4 separate regions of the Mus musculus genome follow, and all the other regions are linked to region 2. A link is a loop called in an ENCODE intact Hi-C map of the cell type or tissue named here. Cell type or tissue: heart. All regions are shown on one strand. Links, peaks and the distances in the headings refer to the core of each region. The heading gives the core; the rest is flanking DNA. Region 1 has its middle 25 kb from the start of Nemp2. Region 2 holds the start of Mfsd6 (major facilitator superfamily domain containing 6). Region 3 overlaps Nemp2 (nuclear envelope integral membrane protein 2). Region 4 overlaps Mfsd6 (major facilitator superfamily domain containing 6).

Region 1 (4,296 bases), core at 1,202-3,701, 72 kb before region 2:
CTATATGATTTCTGATTTGAAAAAGAACTTTTCTTTCACCTCCCAATTCCTGTTCTCATACAAGCATCACTTTCCCAGATGTCCGTTGGCTTAGAAGTTCTGTGTCAGGGAGTTATTAAAGCTTTTGTGTAAACTACGTGAGTGGTTTAGAGTTTTAAGTGTCTTGTCTCAATGCACTGAAGGATGTCTGGATGGGAAATCACCCTTTCCCTCTCCAGTAATCATCTCTCATAATCATACTCTCACCTTCACAGAGTCACCTAACTTGGATCCAAGTGCTCTTGCAGAACTTAAGGAAGTAAAGGCCCCCAGACTTCCCATAAGTGATGTCTTGCATGACAGTTTGCATCACAGGAAGTGGTTTAAAGATAGAAACCCACAAAAATAACAGGAAGTAACAATCACTTTTCCTTAACATCTCTTAACATCAGTGGACTCAGTTCCCCAATAGAAAGACATTGATTAACAGACTGGCTACGTAAACAGGACCCAGCATTTTGCTGCATACAGGAAATGTACCTCAGTGACAAAGACAGAGACTACCTCAGAGTAAAAGGTTGGAAAACATTTTTCTAAGCAAGTGGTCCCAAGAAACAAGCTGGAGTAGCCATTCTAATATCCAATAAAATCAACTTTCAACCAAAAGTTATCAAAAAAGATAAGGAAGGACACTTTATACTGGTCAAATGAAAAATCAACCAAGAAGAACTCTCAATTCTGAATATCTATGGTCCAAATGCAAGGGCACCCACATTCATAAAAGAAACTTTACTAAAGCTCAAAGCACACATTGTACCCCATACAATAATAGTGGGAGACTTCAACACCCCACTTTCAGGAATAGACAGATCAGGGAAACAGAAACTAAACAGAGACACTAACAGAACTTATTAACCAAACGGATCTAACAATATCTATAGAACATTTCATCCTAAAGCAAAAGAATATACCTTCTTCTCAGCACCTCATGGTACCTTCTCCAAAACTGACCATATAATCAGTCACAAAACAGGCCTCAACAGATACAAGAAGATTGAAATTATTCCATGCACACTATCAGATCACCACAGACTAAGGCTGGTCTTAAATATCAATAAAAACAACAGAAAGCACACATACACGTGGAAGCTGAACAATGCTCTACACAATGATAACTCAGTCAAGGAAGAAAAAAAGAAAAAAAATGAAACGCTTTTTAGAATTTAATGAAAATGAAGACACATCATACCAAAATTTATGGGACACAAGGAAAGCAGTTGTAAGAGGAAAACTCATAGCTCTAAGTTCTCCCAAAAGAAATTGGAGAGAGCTTACAGGAGCTTGACAGCACACCTGAAAGCTCTAGAACAAAAAGAAGCAAATACACCCTAGAGGAGTAGATGGCAGGAAATAATCAAACTCAGGGCTGAAATCAACCAAGTAGAAACAAAACCAACTCTACAGAGAATCAAAATCAGAAGCTGTTTTTTTGAGAAAAATCAACAAGGTAGATAAACCCTTAGCCAGACTAACCAGAGGGCACAAAGACAGTATCTAAATTAATAAAATCAGAAATGAAATACAACAAAATATATCTTAAAATGATTCTGTTTGTTGAATATTAACAGTTGAAAATACTAAAATCATGTTCTACAAACAATAAAGCCAACCAACCAAACAAAAAAAGATAGAAATCCTCAGAGACACAGTAGGTACATATCCACTGTAAGAGTCACAAGCAGCCCATAGCACTCATACTGGGACAACAAAAGTAGCCTACAATCTTGTCAGGACGTTTTATTGGTAAGGCTATTGCTTGGGATGCTGATTTAAGGTTTTAGAGAATGTCTAGAAATCAAGAATAGAAACAAACACACATAGGTTTCAGGCACACAGAACTCATGGCTTGGCTATTTATGTCTTGTACCACCGTGGACGCTTTCCCTCCCACTAGGATGGGAAGGTGGTAGGCAGGGCTCTGGTGTTAGCAAGAGTTGAGTCTGTGTCCTGGCTCTGACCATGATCCCATAACTTAGGCCCTATTCGCTTAAGAATCCTCATATTTTCAATGGGGAAGGTTATGTATACCAGGTAGGGCTTTTGAAAAACAAATGACCTAACCATGGATGAACTTCCCCTTTTGCAGCTGCTCTACTTAACTGATATGCCGAGAGGCATATTGCTTAGGAGTCCCATGAGCAAGCTGCAAATCCCCGGGAGTGCTAGCCACCTGCCTGCTTTCTGCCACTGCAACTTCCTGCCACTGCAACTTCCTGCCACTGCAACTTCCTGCCACTGCAACTTCCTGCCACTGCAAGCTCACTAGGACGATAAAGTAGCACTGTCCTATGACTCTGGCTCTTGAGCTGTGCTGGCCTTTGGCATGTACTATTACTCTGCTTTAAGAATAGTCTAGTTACAGAGACAAAATTTGGAGCTGTGACAAAAAAGATGGACCATCTAGTGATTGCCATATGCAGGGATCCATCCCATAATCAGCTTCCAAACGCTGACACCATTGCACACACTAGCAAAATTTTGCTAAAAGGACCCAGATATAGCTCTCTCTTGTGAGACTATGCCGGGGCCTAGCAAATACAGAAGTGGATGATCACAGTCAGCTAATGGATGGATCACAGGGCTCCCAATGGAGGAGCTAGAGAAAGTACCCAAGGAGCTAAAGGGAACTGCAACCCTATAGGTGGAACAACAATATGAACTAACCAGTACCCTGGAGCTCTTGTCTTTAGCTGCATATGTATCAAAAGATGGCCTAGTCAGCCATCACTGCAAAGAGAGGCCCATTGGACTTGCAAACTTTATATGCCCCAGTACAGGGGAACGCCAGGGCCAAAAAGGGGGAGTGGGTGGGTAAGGGGTTGGGGGGGTGGGTATGGGGGACCTTTGGGATAGCATTGAAAATGTAAACAAGGAAAATACCTAATTAAAAAAAAAGAATAGTCTAGTTAATAGCATCGAGCCAAGTTGGGTTCACACAGAACTCTAGGGTAGCATAACTTCCTGCAGGCAGAGAGGAGCAGGACAAATCACTATGGTAGTGATTCCTAGCCTCAGCTTTGACATCCCTGAGTATTTCTAAGGATCTCAAGAGAGGTTATAAAATTCTCAAATCAAGTTTAATTGGAATTCACTTTAATATTTTTCAAGTGACATATGGCACTGTAAGAACAGGAAGAAAAAGTCACAAAGTCCACAAACTCGTGAAGGTGTCAGCTCAAAAGGCTAGAAATTACTGCACTGTTGGATCGACGCTCACAGTAAACATTTTGTAACGAAGGCATATTGAATTTGGTGTCATTCATTACAGAGCAGAGGATGTTCTCTTGTTTGGTCACGTGTTTTTCATTTACGAAATATTTAAAAATGGTATTTACCTTTTATTTCAATACACCCACTGTGCATTTCCCAAACCAGCAGCTTTTCAAAGAAATCAACCAGAATTGTAAACACAAGATACAACGCTCTGATTCCCTACAGTCACTTTCACAATCCACATACTGTACATTCATAGGTGGGGCTCAGCCTGTCTCCCACTTCATTTCTGTAATTGCACGAGCATAATAAATACATCTGATTTTAAAGGTCACTTAAAATGAGCCTTGGGGGTTGACAGTGCAGTACCATTCAAGTGCAAAAGTAACCATCAGCTTAATTGTTCCCATCATTCCAAGCTGTGTTTTGTAGTGAAGCTAGGCATCCAGGTGTAGAATGTTTCCTCCCGAGGCAGGGGCAGGCAGAACGGTCACACAGAGGCCTTCACTGTACAGCTGATCCTGTCTCCTATGTTAGAGGCTAGGGTGAGCTTCCATTTCGAACCATTCTGGTGTCCATCCACAATATGACTGACCCCCATTCAACCACAGCAGCATCCCCCTTCCATATAGGCAGGCATCCCTTGGCTTCTTACAGCCTCTGCTTTCCTTCTAGGAGCAAGCTCTACATGCAGTCACCCAAGACACCCTCTATCTGGGGTGGTACCTGGTGTAGTTTGTAGCTCAAACCCAAAAGTTTTCAGTGTATGACTATGGTTTGGGGGAGAAGAATATTCTAAGATTCTTGTCTTAAGTCTTTAGAAAGTCATTCTTATTCCCAGAATTCCCATTCCTGGTTCCCTACTTACTCCTTCACAAACAAAACAGACCTACTATGTAAGTTTTAAACATCATGTCCCTCCCCCAGGCACTTAAATCTTATCCTGCTGTTTGTAAATAGTACTCTTTAGCTTAACACTTAGGAATCTGGTGAGTTGTCTTTTTTTTTTTTAATTCCATTAGCTAATTAGAACCCAAGTCTAAT
Region 2 (4,296 bases), core at 994-3,493:
GAAATGCTAGCATGTGTAATGCACACATGTTGAAACAAAGTTAATTTTCAAAGGCAAGAAGCAAAGGAAAAGCTTCACTGTGGTGGAGAAGGGATAGGTCCCTATCTGGAGGAACCTTCTGGAAGCTTCCTGGGCTTGCTTTGGGGCCAGCGGGATAGGTCAATTCTAACTCCACCTCTTATTGAATATGTGGGTGGTCTAAGTTGCATAATTTCTCTGAGCTTCTTTTTCATGGTGCATAAAATTAGACATTGGTACAGGGATTTGGAAACTAGCTCCAGAATGGTGCCTTTAAAAACATAAGAATTCCAAAAGTGCCATATTACTATAAGATAATGCAGAAGTTTTATATATATATATACATATATATGTGTGTGTGTGTATTTTAACATATATATTATTTATATATAGACACACATGTACTATATATTATAATAGATATAAATATGTGCATATATGTATATGTGTGTATTATGTATATGTATGTATATATGTTGCATAGAATTGGTGATGACTCAATACCCAGACCACCAGACATGTACTGTTTTGTTTCTGTTTTAGTCTACCTTCTTGTTTTATATTTACCTTGATAGATAGCCTGGAAAACTGTAAAATATTTAATAGTTTTAATTCATTTTTTTAAAATTAGACCCCTTTTTCTTTCCAGATGTGTCTTGCATTGTAGTAACAATGTTTCAACCTTTTCCTAAGCAATTTTTTTTAATATTGTGAATTTTTACTCACAACCTGTGAAAAACGCCCAATCACCCTTACTCATCACCAATCAAATGAAAAAATCTTCCACATATGCTAATGACAAGTATTGGGTGTCAGAGCCAAGCTTCCCAATGCAAAGGATTTTATCCTCCTCCTTTTCTTCATAAGGGCATCAATAATGCATACACTTTTAGCTGGCTAGGGCCTGGTCTCAAGGAAGCAATGCTCTGTGCAGAACATGGACCTACCCAATGTTCTCTTTTACAGTGCTGCTGGTAGCACATAAACTGTATGCTGCCTACTTTCAACTACACCTAATATCACACACAATATCACACACAACTACACACAACATCGTGAACCTCCAGCAAGGTTAAAGGAGATTTGACTGGATTACTATCATCTTGTATCCATCTTTTTTCTCTGTGTGAGAAAACTGCAGCCTGGGATGATGTAACAACAACCAAAGGACACAAAACTACTTAGACACTGGTTGGGAGTTGAAACTTCAACTCCACAAGGTTATTTCTACGATGGATTGGCAGGTATTATATGTCCCAGTGGGTGTAGGCATGCTTATTAATTTTTTTTTTTTTTGATGAAAGGGAATGTTTGTGGTTTCGCAGGCGTGTGGGAGAATCAAAACGCACAGTGTGCCAGACTTAAGGGTGGTAATCCACGGGCAAGACCACGTGGGGAGGGGCAAAGGGAGGAGGAGGGGCTACATCTGAATCTTTCCTCTACCTGGTAGTCTCTGTGAAGCGAGGGACCCAAGCCTGAGTTGAAGCTCAGTGCTCAGCGCGCACGCACACCGTAGGACATTTCTCCTAAGGAGGTAGCAGCCCGGGAAGAGGTGTACCGCCCCCTGTATTTGTTTCCACGGGGGAGGCAGACAATGTCAGTTTCCTCCTGCTACACAGGGGGACACTGTCAAGGGCCATGAAGACAAGCTCGCCTCCCCCTCTCTCCCGGGGATGTTTACCTCCAAGGCGACGCCGGGACCGGACTCTGACAGGCTTGGGCCCGCGGGGCCCACCCGCGCCCCCCACCTTCTGCAGCAGCTGCGGGCGGGCGGCGGCCAAGGGCTCCCGGGCAGCGCCTTTGTTTTCCCGACTCCAATTACGTTTGCGGAAGTGCTGCGGGCGCGGGGGACGCCGCTGTCCTGCACCCCGAGATGACAGGCGGCACCCGGGAGGGCGGGATAGGCTCGGAGGCCCCGGGCCGGGGCGGCGCCCACCCCGCAGCAGGTGCACGGAGGAGGATCCGGGGCCCCGGGGCGGCGCCGACCCACTCACCTGGAGGCGCTCAGCTGCGCGAGGCGCGGGGAGCCCTGTCCCCGGGGTGCGGGGCGGCCGCTCGGGGCGCCGGGGCGGCGGCGGGCAGGCCAGAGCGCCGCATGTCGGTTGGGTGGCTAGCTCCTCTCCCGGGGGTGCGGCGGGCGCGACGGCTGGATGCAAGCCGGGTGGGGCGAGCGATGGCGCTGGCCCGGCGCAGTCCGGCGCAACCCCTCTGTCCGCTCCTCCTCGCCGCTTTGGTCCCAGGCCTGGCCTCGCTGCCGCCGCCTTCGCTCCCGACCGGCTGGACCCGTTTCAGGGCTGAGCTGGAGAACCGGGCGCCAGGTGCAGCGCTCCGCCTCCTGCGGCGGCGGATGCGTCCGCCGCCTCCTCTCGGCCTCCCGCCCTCTGGGGCCGCCCGGGGGACCCGGTATCCAGCCCCGGCTGCCGTGACATATTCTAAAGAGTGAAGAGGTGGGCGATGCCCCATCCCCGTTCCGCCACACCCCATTGCGCTCGGGCTGAGCGGTGTTTTACTCCCTAATCTCTGATGGGGTGTTGGAAAGAACTTGAAGCCCAAAGTAAATAACAACCTGGTCTAGGGGTGGTGACAGCCATCAGTTTTCCAGAACTTAATAGGTGCCACCCTCAAAGCTAACTCTGCTGATGAGATGCATGCTGTCTGGTTCTAGGCACAACCTTGGTAAACTGTCCTCGGGTGACCCCGCAGACAACAGCTAGGAGAAAGACAGTGCTCGCTCCAGGAGCTTCTGGAACCCAGACAGCATCTGAACATGGCACCTTAATGAAGAAGTGACCTGAGCACAGGTGTTACTCTAAGAATTAAGCTGTATCATTTGTTAAATTCAGATAGCAAGTAGATTGTATACAGGTTTGGTTTGACAAGGGTATGTGCGTGCCTGTGATGGGGAGCAGAGAATCCAGAGCCAGCAATAATGACAGCTAACATTTAGGAACATTCGTTTCTTACATGGGAAGCATTGTTTACATACCATTGAATCCTATAGATGTAAGCAATGTTAATCTATTGTTACAGCTACAAAACGAGACTGAAAGTTAACTAGGTTCAAAATTACAAACAAGTAGAAGAAAATCCAGGCTCTGCATCATAAGACATTACTAAAGAGCACTTTATAGGCCCTGACGCTTCAAATTGTGAAGCCCTTCTTTATGAAAAAGTATAAATATACAGTTGCTGGATGCTCAGCCCCCGTTTCCAGGGACAGTTTCTGCAGTCAATACGCCTTATTACAGACCACTTGAAATGTTGAGACGTGGAAGTTAAACAAAGACGGTATCTGCTAGCGTTTCAGAGGAAAATTATAAAGGTGATTTGTACAAAGGATGACATATCTGCTCTGGTGTGACCTGGAGACAGCTGGATCCCTCATTGTGTGGAAATGAAAAGCTCTTCAAGTTCCCAGTTGGGCTATCATGAAAGACAACATTCTCCTGATCTGTCCAGCCAGTACGGAAGTGAAAAAGAAAGCAAGCATTCTCCTGATCTGTCCATGCATTAAGGAAATGAGAGAGAGAGAGACAGAGAGAGAGAGAGAGAGAGAGAGAGAGAGAGAGAGAGAGAGAGAGAGAGAGAGAACAAAGTGCCTGAAGATCCTACTGTATCAAGTGTGAGAGGAGAGGTTTTGTAGGAAAAAGGACCTGGGAAGAGGGGCTAATGTTTGACCTACAGAAAGCAAACTGGCTTTGTAAGAGCAGGGATTCCCCACCCCCACCCCACAACCATAATGCTTTTAACTTATCAGTTTTTACAGTATCTCCTGGGTCTTATTTAAATTTCTTATAATTTTAAAAATAATATAAAAATCTCTTTAAAACATAAATATGCGTGAAGCAAACATGATCTGTCACTCAACACCATTGTCACATACACTTTTTTTACCCTTCTGTAGGGTCCAGTCTGTGTGATATGGGAAATTAGCCTCCAGATACATGGCCAGTTAGGCTGTCCCAGAGAACATTCCCCAGAAAGACTTGAAAAGATAGATGTTGAAATCACCTGGCAAGAAACCAGAGGGAAGGGCCAGGCTAACACTTACAGGATAGTTAAAGCAGGTGGAGTGTTTCATGAAAGACTCATAGTTGCCCAGTCTCAGCTGTACCATTCTTCCCAGCTGCCGCAAACCAGAGGTGAGGTTGCAGAAGAGGGACTGGTAACAGACAGTAGGTGGAAATCAGATATAGCATGTACGTGCTCTATGGTGCACAGAGGAGCAAGTCCCTGGTTAGTTATTGTTGAAGATCACATGTTGATGTGGTGAGTAGC
Region 3 (4,296 bases), core at 1,173-3,672, 79 kb before region 2:
ATGATTTCTCTGTGTAGCCTTGGCTATTCTGCAAATCACTCTGTAGACCAGGCTAGCCTCAGACTCAGAGATCCATACCTGCCTCTGCCTCCTGAGCACTGGGATCAAAGGTGTGTGCCACGACTGCCCAGCCACGTAATTATGTTTAATCTGGAGGTTTCACTTTTCTTAGAGGAACAAGAGCTCTAAGTGTTTGCTCCATCTTCTTTGAGTTATACCACAAATTACTCTGAGGTTAGAGCTCGCTAGAATCAGTGAAGAAGTTGCTTGGGCTCTGGGTTGTATAACGTTTCTACCTTTATCATACACTTCTTTTCATTAGAGCCAATGTCGACATGGTGATATTAATTGTGCTTACAAGAGAGGAATTAGGGGGAAATGTCCTGGATGATTGGAAGGAGTTACTCAGTTCATTTTTATTAAGGGCTCACTTTGTTTTACATTTTAAATTTAGCCTCGTGAAAATACAGAAAGAAAGATAAGGTCACCTCTGCTGACACAGTATTGTTACGTGTTTCCTTAGCCTGCATCTGTGTCAGGCACACAGATGGAGATGGTCCTGCTCTTGAGGATGTATATTGTAGAGATGTGGGCATGCAATTATATATCAACTGCCTTTAAAAAAAAAGTGTGTATATGTGTGTATGTGTTTGTGTGTGTCTGCCATATGTTTGTGGGTACTCAGAATGGCCAGAAGGTCCTGTGTTGCTGCAGTTACGTGCAGTCGTGAGCACCTGGTGTGGGTGCTGGGAACCATACTGCAGTCCTCTGGAGAGCACTTGTCATTCTTAGCCACTGAATCTTCTTTCTAGCCCTAACACTATGTATCCTTTAAGTATGAAAACAGCTTCCCCCGGAACTAAAGTGTTAATCCAGGAAGGACTTCCTGCAAGAGATATCATTGGGTTGAATCTTAAGTAATGACCCAGGGTGGCCCTTGAACAGATGTGGAATGCATTCCTGACAGAGAAAAGGCCCCCTATAAAGCCATCACCAGGCAACAGTGCTGTCAGTACACTGAGTGAGGTGTGCCCTGGCCATACTGGATGGGCTCACTGAGGAGTCCAGCCTGGTTCTGTGTGTGGGGCTTGGTGTGGGGCTCAGCTGTGCGCATTTCCATTCGTTCACTGCCTCCTGTCTAGACAGAAGGTATAAGTCCAAAAGTTTGGGCCCAGGCAGGAGCAAGGCAGTGGGTGGCCAACAGGACTATGGGAAACTCTGCACTGCACCCCCATCACAAAGGCAGCATTTAAAACAAGCAGGAGTTGATTGTTGCTAAAATGTGGATTCTGCTTTCAGATCTGATATTCAAAGGAAACTGTAAATGTAGACTAGTACTTAGATGTAATTCTTTCACTGAAAATGCTGGCAGTTAATCTAATGAAAAGTAGAAACTTCACCCAGGAAAAACTAAACTAGAGATGAGTAATTGTTGGCTGGTGGGGTAGACCCATCTGCTTTCTGGCATAGGGTCAACAGGGAAGTCCTGTAGTAGAAGGTATTCTTAGACATTGCTGTGGTCCAGGCAGACACAGAGAGAGACTTGGAGTAGGAAAGTGAGGTTAAGGCTGGTAAAGGGAGTTAATAGATGCTTGATCATTGGCTGTGAGGAAGCAGACTCCATAGTGTCAGGTAGTTTCTGGATCTAGTGGCCCTGTGTGTGATAGCATCACTTGGGTAAAACATTAGAAACAGTACAAGGTAGTCATAGGATAAAAGGCAGCAGTGTAAGTGGGATGCCTTGAGACCAAAGGGCTTTTCTCCTGGCCCCATCTGAGAAGAGGCCCCTCCACTAGGAGGTGGCCGGCCACTGCACAGCCTGCCGGGCTTGTGGCCCAAGGAACACAGAGTTCCTATCTCCTTCCCTTAGCTACTGTCTTGCCAATAGCAAGTGTGTTCTCATTTGCATGATGGCTCCATTATGTGTCTGAGGGGCATTCTATAGCAATACATATGTACTGCTATGCTGTCTACTTTACCCATTGGTAGAGAATAATTATCTGAGACAGTAGGGACTAAAGTAGAAAGAAGTCTACAGGTTAAATAATAAACCAGGCAAAAAATGTGTTTACTTTTTATCACACTTTCTAGTTTGCAAAGTGCTCTTTGTGTTTATGTTAATATATAATAGCTGTTTTTTTTGATGATGACTGAGCAGTTTGTGTAAATATCCCACCTCATCTCTTCAGTGGCTGATGAGGCAAGCATTCTGCTGTCCTTACCATGTGACACAGTGAAGTGGAACCAGGAAGAGATTGGCCAAGTTCAGACAGTGAGGTCACCTTCAAATTGGGTTGTGCTCCAGTGTTCTGGGTCAGAGCCTGGGTTTTTCCTATAGGAAACCTGGCTAGTTGTTCAGAAGAGGAGAAAAAAAAAAAAAAACAACGTCACTTGGTTTTCAAACCAGTTCGTTCGTTCAGGTGCCATATGTCTCTGTTATCATCTTGAGTTCCTAACGTGCAGATTGCTATAGTTTTATGATATTTATCCCTTTCCTGACTGGAAGACAACATCCAGCCTCTGGGTTCTTGGTGTGTATGTAGCCAAAGAAGAACTAATTCAAGTTCCTTTCCTTGATGGATCTTGTGCAGCATCTCCTTTCTGTGTCGGGTTAATCAGAGGCACCACCACTAGGTGGGGGTGATACCCCACAATTCCAGCTTCTTCGTAGTGTAGTAAGTGGTGTTCCTCCCTGTTGGTCTTAATGAAAGGACACATTGAAAGCTTGCCAAAAAAAGAAAAAAAAAAAAAAAAAACAGCAGACAAAGTAGGAAGCCAGACATTTTGTCTAATTGTTTGATTAGAAATCAATGAAAAAAGTTTAATCAACATCTCAACCAGAAATTGATTCTCCAAGGCCTTAGGCCATTGCTATGGCAGGGAGAGAAGAGGCAAGCACAGTAGACTCATTCCTTACCCCTCTGTCATGGCAGGGCTGTGCAAAGTGCAGTCTGCCATACAAGGAGCTCCCAGGTATGACTGTTGGCGTGTAAAATGCATATTTTTGAGTATTACAAGGATTGATTTGGGCAGGAATCTGTCAACCACGTGTCATGTGTTTTAGGAAAATGAGGCCGTGGTTCACAGCAGAACCTCAGGTGGCGAGGTATCTCACTGATGACGAGTACAGGGAGCAAGCTGAAGCTGCAACAGCCAGGGCTCTCGAGGAACTGCGCCAAGCCTGCTGCAGGCCTGACTTCCCTTCCTGGCTGGCTGTCTCCAGACTCCAGGCTCCTAAAAAGTAAGTCCTGCCCTGGCCACAGCACACATTTGAAGTGATTTGAAAATCACGTAGTATCTGCAGCATACGTTTCTGCTTAGAAGCAACCATTCCTCTTGGTTACACCTTACACCAGAATTGTGGGAGTTCTACTTCCTGGGTGCTCTGGCCTGCCGGGAGAGCTGCTGAGGTCTTAGATGCCATGCAGATCTGAGCGAGGCATTGACAGTGAAATCTGAACAATGCACTACACTCAGAAGGAACAGAGGAAGTTGAAGGAATGACTTGGTACACCTGCTTGTGGATGAATAATCCTGCCCACATGAAATCACATATGCTGTCCTCTGTTTAGGTTTACATGCTATCCTCAGCTGACACAAATTCAAATTTAATTAAAGGGGATAAGTGGGGAGGCACACATCATCTTTCGGATAAACCTCCATGACAAAATTAACTATTTTTTTAATTAGGTATTTTCCTCATTTACATTTCAAATGCTATCCCAAAAGTCCCCCAGACCCTCCCCCGCCACCAACTCCCACTTCTTGGCCCTGGCGTTTCCCCGTACTGAGGCATATAAAGTTTGCAAGACCAAGGGGCCTTTCTTCCCAATGATGGCCTATTAGGCCATCTTCTGATACATATGCAGCTAGAGACACGAGCTCTGGGGGTACTGGTTAGTTCATATTGTTGTTCCACCTATAGGGTTGCAGACCCCTTTAGCTCCTTGGGTACTTTCCATTGGGGGCCCTGTGTTCCATCCAATCAAAAATTAACTATTTAAAACAAAATTTTCTAAGGTTTGCAGAGTTTGTTCTTGGAGCCAGCCACCTGTCACCAGAGGAAGTCAGCACACATGAAAAGCAGTATGGCCTTGGGGGTGCCTTCCTGGAGGAACAGCTCTTTAGCCTGCAGACTGACAGTCTACCTGCAAGTTGACTTCATTCTGAACAGGAATGCAAATAAAAGGCAAAGATCCTACTCCAGCTGGGTGGGACCCATGCACCTCAGAGAAAAATAAGCCATGCAAATAAGGAAAAACTCGTTTTCATTTGTGCAAGAGAGCTTTACTGTGG
Region 4 (4,296 bases), core at 699-3,198, 51 kb before region 2:
ACCTTATACATCTTTGCTAAATAACAGAAAAGGATTTCTAAATTGACAACAAAGATCATTTGTTTTCTTCTCTTCTAAAACTCTTGGACTGTTCCTTTCATCACGCCATGAATTGTCTTTTGTTGTTTGTTTGTGTTGGCTTTTATAGACAGGATCTCACACTGCATTCAAGCTAGCCTCAAGCTCACAACACTCGTCTTCCCTCAACCTCTCAAGTGCTGGGAGAACAGGTATGACAAACCCAGCATGCTCAAATTCACCAATGCTATTTTTATTGAGTCTTTTATGTAAACTGTCATTTTCTATCTAATCTATATTTAATTTAAGGAAAAAATAGTATATTAGTGAATACGCAATATACATTTTTATATTTTTATAGCAACATGAATTTTTAGTAGGCACACAGATCTCTTTATGGAATCTTAATTTCCTTATATATCAACAATTAAGATATTACAATTAAGCAAGACGAAAGAACAGACCCTTGAAGTGGGAAATGCCACAAATTCGGTTTTCCTTATGAGAACCCTTGCTCTTCATGCTTACTGCTTTATGATCCTTTTCTCTCTCTCTTTTTTGCAATACATTTCTTTGGTTTTTTTTTTATTAGATATTTTCTTTATTTACATTTCAAATGTTATCCCCTTTCCCGGTTTACCCTCAGAAAACCCCCTATTCCCTCCCCCTTCCCCTGCTCACCAACCCACTCACTACTGCTTCCTGGCCCTGGCATTCCCCTACACTGGGACATAGAGCCTTCATAGAACCAAGGGCCTCTCCTCCCATTGATGACAGACAAGGCTGTCCTCTACTACATATGTGGCTGGAGCCATAGGTCCCTCCATGTGTACTCTTTGGTTGGTGGTGTAGTCCCAGGGAGCTCTGGAGGTACTGGTTTGTTCATATTGTTGTTCCTCCAATGGGGCTGCAAACCCCTTCAGCTCCTTGGGTCCATTCTCTAGTTTTTCCATTGGGGACCCTGTGCTCAGTCCAATGGTTGGCTGAGAGCATCCACTTCTGTATTAGTCAGGTACTGGTAGAGCACCTCAGGAGACAGCTATATCAGGCTCCTGTTAACAAGCACTTGTTGGCATCCACAACAGAATCTGGGTTTGGAGACTGTATATGGGATGAATCCCCAGGTGGAGCAGTCTCTGGATGGCCTTGCCTTCAGTCTCTGCTCCACACTTTGTCTATGATTGTTAAGTGACAAGATGCTGAGATGTGTGCTTCACTGTAAAACCCTTTCAGACTTCTAAGTTACAGACAATAGCTTTCCTTTTAACAAACAATAACTTGCTATTATATAATCCAACTTTGTATATATACTTGTAAACTCATTTTCTCTTACCAATGACACATTATATCAGATCTGGGAAAAGCACCTTTAAAGAATGCCTATTTTTGAATTACATAATTACATGACTATAATGATACCTATTCTTTAGTTTAGCGTGGTTTTTTTTTTTCATTGTGAGCAGGGACTATAGTAAATGAGCATGTGTTTTACATAGTCTACTTAGATGAGTAACTGTGAATCTGAGTCATGACAGGACATTAGCCTGGCTAAAGTACACTCACGTCCTTCAAGTTAGGAAATGATACAGCAACACCTAAGAAAGCTAATGAAATTATGCAATCACAGTGATTTAGGAGCCCAGGTTGTCACAGGGCTTCTACTCCAGTATTCTTATCCTGACAATCAAAATCATAACACCAATCACTATTCAGGCTAGCAAAGTTTTAGAATCTAGATAGGGTCATGCACACTAACATGGCAAGAAGCTTTGAACACAGATCAATGCATTCAGTACTCTTGACCCACATGCTAAGAGTCTTTCAGATTTATATCTTGGTGGGAAGCAGTGCCCTGAAGCAACAGAAGGAAGTTGGAAGAGCTTGTCTGAGCAAAGACTTAGGTGGCTCATGGAAAAACAGTAACATGACCCTCAAGGTTTCATTATAAACCACCAGATGCAATAAAAACAACCTAAGAGAGAAAATATAACAGAAGAACCTTTAAAAGATACATCCGGTTTTTTTTTTTATTTTTATTTTTTTTAATTTTAAAACCATCTTTGGAGGGCTGTGCAGCCGAATTTCTTCCTCTTTCTTTGTTTAAACAAGGGTGTGGAAAACATCCAGCCTTGTTTGGCTCAGCACAAGACGGCATTCAGAGCAGCTGAAGAGCCAGCCTCTGCCATCAGAGCTGGAGGTGGACCCTCCCTTCCTTCCGGGGTAGACCCTAATGCAGAAGGTCAGGGCCCAGGGCCACTGTGGTCACTGCAGGAGCAGCAAAGAGGCTGGTCTCTTGCTAGCTGTCAGCTTACCTTGAAGAACTTCCATAGGGAGGACAGTCCAGGCATTTTCCAGGTAGGAAATGTAAATATAGCGAGCTGTATTACAGGCCAGGCCAATGTATAAAACCCTGGAAAAGAAAAATAAATAAATAAATGAGGGAGTATTGAGGGTCAAGTGTGAAACACAAATTGTGAGTATTACTTATTTCACTCTCCAAACCATTCACAATTAAACGGATATGTTCCAAACTTAGGAACAGGATACCTCATGGAAAAACTTAACCACCAGTGTTGGAAGGAGACTGTCCCTATCTTATCTGCCTGCTGCCTTATGCTTAATGTCCCCAAATGCTTAATGTCAAAGCCAGCATCACCCTTCCTAAAAACTTCATTAGTGGCAAAACTGATGCTTTTTCAGATAGTCTGGGCTCACGGCCAGCAATATAATGACATTGCTGGCCTCCTTCCAAGTGGCTGGAGCCTAGACATGGCTGGGTCCATAGTCACTTCACAATGATGGGCAGAGAGGTTAAAGTGGACGGGGGAAGTGTAAAAATGGAAACCTAAGCCTTGAATATATATATGCAGGTCACCAAAGAGTTTCATAAAATTCACATCTTTGAAAGCCAAGCAAGTATGACAAACGATAAACTGGAAATCAAATGTTTTCTCTGGAGTACACTGATTCATGTTTGTCATTTTTAAAATTACCTGTGATATCACATTCTTACAAAACAGATAAATGTACAGCAATCTCTCATATTACTACCGCCAAAAATATAAGTCAATCAAAATGAGCATAGAATAAGACTGTGCAGCACAGATAATTTTCTTAACCTTGAGGCTTTTATTTTCTTTCCTTGAGAGACAGAGGCACAGACAGATAGACAGACAGGCAGGTAGGCAGGCAGGCAGAACATGTGCACATGTTTCCAGGTACACATAGAAACCAGAAAAGAACATCATATCTCCTGGACATGGAGCCACAGGCTGTTGCAAGCTGTCTGCTATGAGTGCTGGGAACCAAGCTCAGGTCCTCTAGAAGCACAGAAAGTGGCCATAGCCACCGAGCCTCCTCCTAGCCTGCTTGCCATGCTCTCTAAGTGGATGAAAACCAGAGTGAAGGAAAACCCACAGGACAATCGGCACCTGCCCTCATCTTGTACAACTGTATTTTTACATTCCCTAAACACTGCCTCTAGCTGGAAGTGATCATAAGTATGCAAGAAAAGACAAAGTCAAAGTGGGAGGTGCAGGGGACAGGGACACACTACTAGAAGGAGCTTATGAGATCCTCAAGGAAGTTCTTTCCATAGAGAGAGGCCTGGGCCATCTAGTTCTACAGATAGTGTGTTCATACTTATGTGGCTTAGTGAATAAAAGCATATAGTTCAGTCTTGTTTGATAAAAATTACTTTTACTTGCTACTAATCTATCAGCCTCTCTCTGTTACCAAAAAAAATGACACAGAAAATTAAGATATAAACCCCTATACAGAAACAGGCCTTTCAGCTTCGTTTTTAAGTTGGAAAGCAGCCCTGTTCATGGTTCCCACTTAGCCTAACTTAGGGATTAGTATTAGGGCATATGAAGTAGACAATTTAGGCTTTCTGCACTACAGTCTATTGCAATTGAACTCCACTGTGGCAATGTGATAGCAGCCACAAATGAATAAGTGTGCCCATACCAACAGCTAGTTAGAAGCACTAGAATTTAAATTTAATATAATTTTCATGAATTCTCTAGCTTTTTCTCAACCACTTTCAAAATGTAGAATTTTTATTTAATTCATGGGCACAAAAAAAACCCACAAAAAACAAAACAAACAAACAAAAAACCAGGATGTAGTCCAGATTTGGCCCTTACGACACAACCTTGACCACTGGCCTAGCTCATTAATTGCTAGCCTTAGCTATAGATCAAATTTACTCTGATAATTTCCAAATGTGTGTGTCAGGACCCATCTCAATAAACAGCACTCTGGGTAAAGCCCAGG

Evidence for each region. Peaks named below come from ENCODE experiments on the same cell type or tissue, not always from the same donor. Only the 100,000 strongest peaks of a DNase experiment are listed, where the experiment ranks them.
Region 1: it touches region 2 in a loop (3-fold over the local background); 13 of 42 quality-filtered maps call a loop at or near these places.
Region 3: it touches region 2 in a loop (2.8-fold over the local background); 11 of 42 quality-filtered maps call a loop at or near these places.
Region 4: a loop joins it to region 2, with 3 times the contacts of the local background. A loop is called at or near these places in 10 of 42 quality-filtered maps.

The regions. Positions count from the first base shown.
Region 1 is chr1:52,653,189-52,657,484 of GRCm38, forward strand. It overlaps a transcript of Mfsd6 not described here. Among named protein-coding and RNA genes, the nearest start is that of Nemp2, 25 kb to the left of the region's middle. In heart, for the core only: no CTCF peak of the experiment used is centred there; a DNase peak (open chromatin) is centred at 2,243.
Region 2 is chr1:52,725,011-52,729,306 of GRCm38, forward strand. It overlaps Mfsd6 (major facilitator superfamily domain containing 6), which reads right to left and starts at 2,308. Exons shown (of 6, transcript NM_178081.4): 1 at 2,013-2,308. In heart, for the core only: a CTCF peak has its summit at 2,349; DNase peaks (open chromatin) are centred at 1,861 and 2,291; H3K4me3 peaks cover 1,708 bases; H3K27ac peaks cover 1,286 bases.
Region 3 is chr1:52,645,686-52,649,981 of GRCm38, forward strand. Nemp2 (nuclear envelope integral membrane protein 2) reads left to right here. Exons shown (of 9, transcript NM_001142647.1): 8 at 3,065-3,241; 9 at 4,021-4,296. The coding sequence ends at 4,159. Among named protein-coding and RNA genes, the nearest start is that of Nemp2, 17 kb to the left of the region's middle. In heart, for the core only: a CTCF peak has its summit at 2,617 (motif pointing right); a DNase peak (open chromatin) is centred at 2,626.
Region 4 is chr1:52,674,148-52,678,443 of GRCm38, forward strand. It overlaps Mfsd6 (major facilitator superfamily domain containing 6), which reads right to left. Exons shown (of 6, transcript NM_178081.4): 3 at 2,331-2,428. Among named protein-coding and RNA genes, the nearest start is that of Nemp2, 46 kb to the left of the region's middle. In heart, for the core only: no CTCF peak of the experiment used is centred there; DNase peaks (open chromatin) are centred at 2,214 and 2,734; H3K27ac peaks cover 727 bases.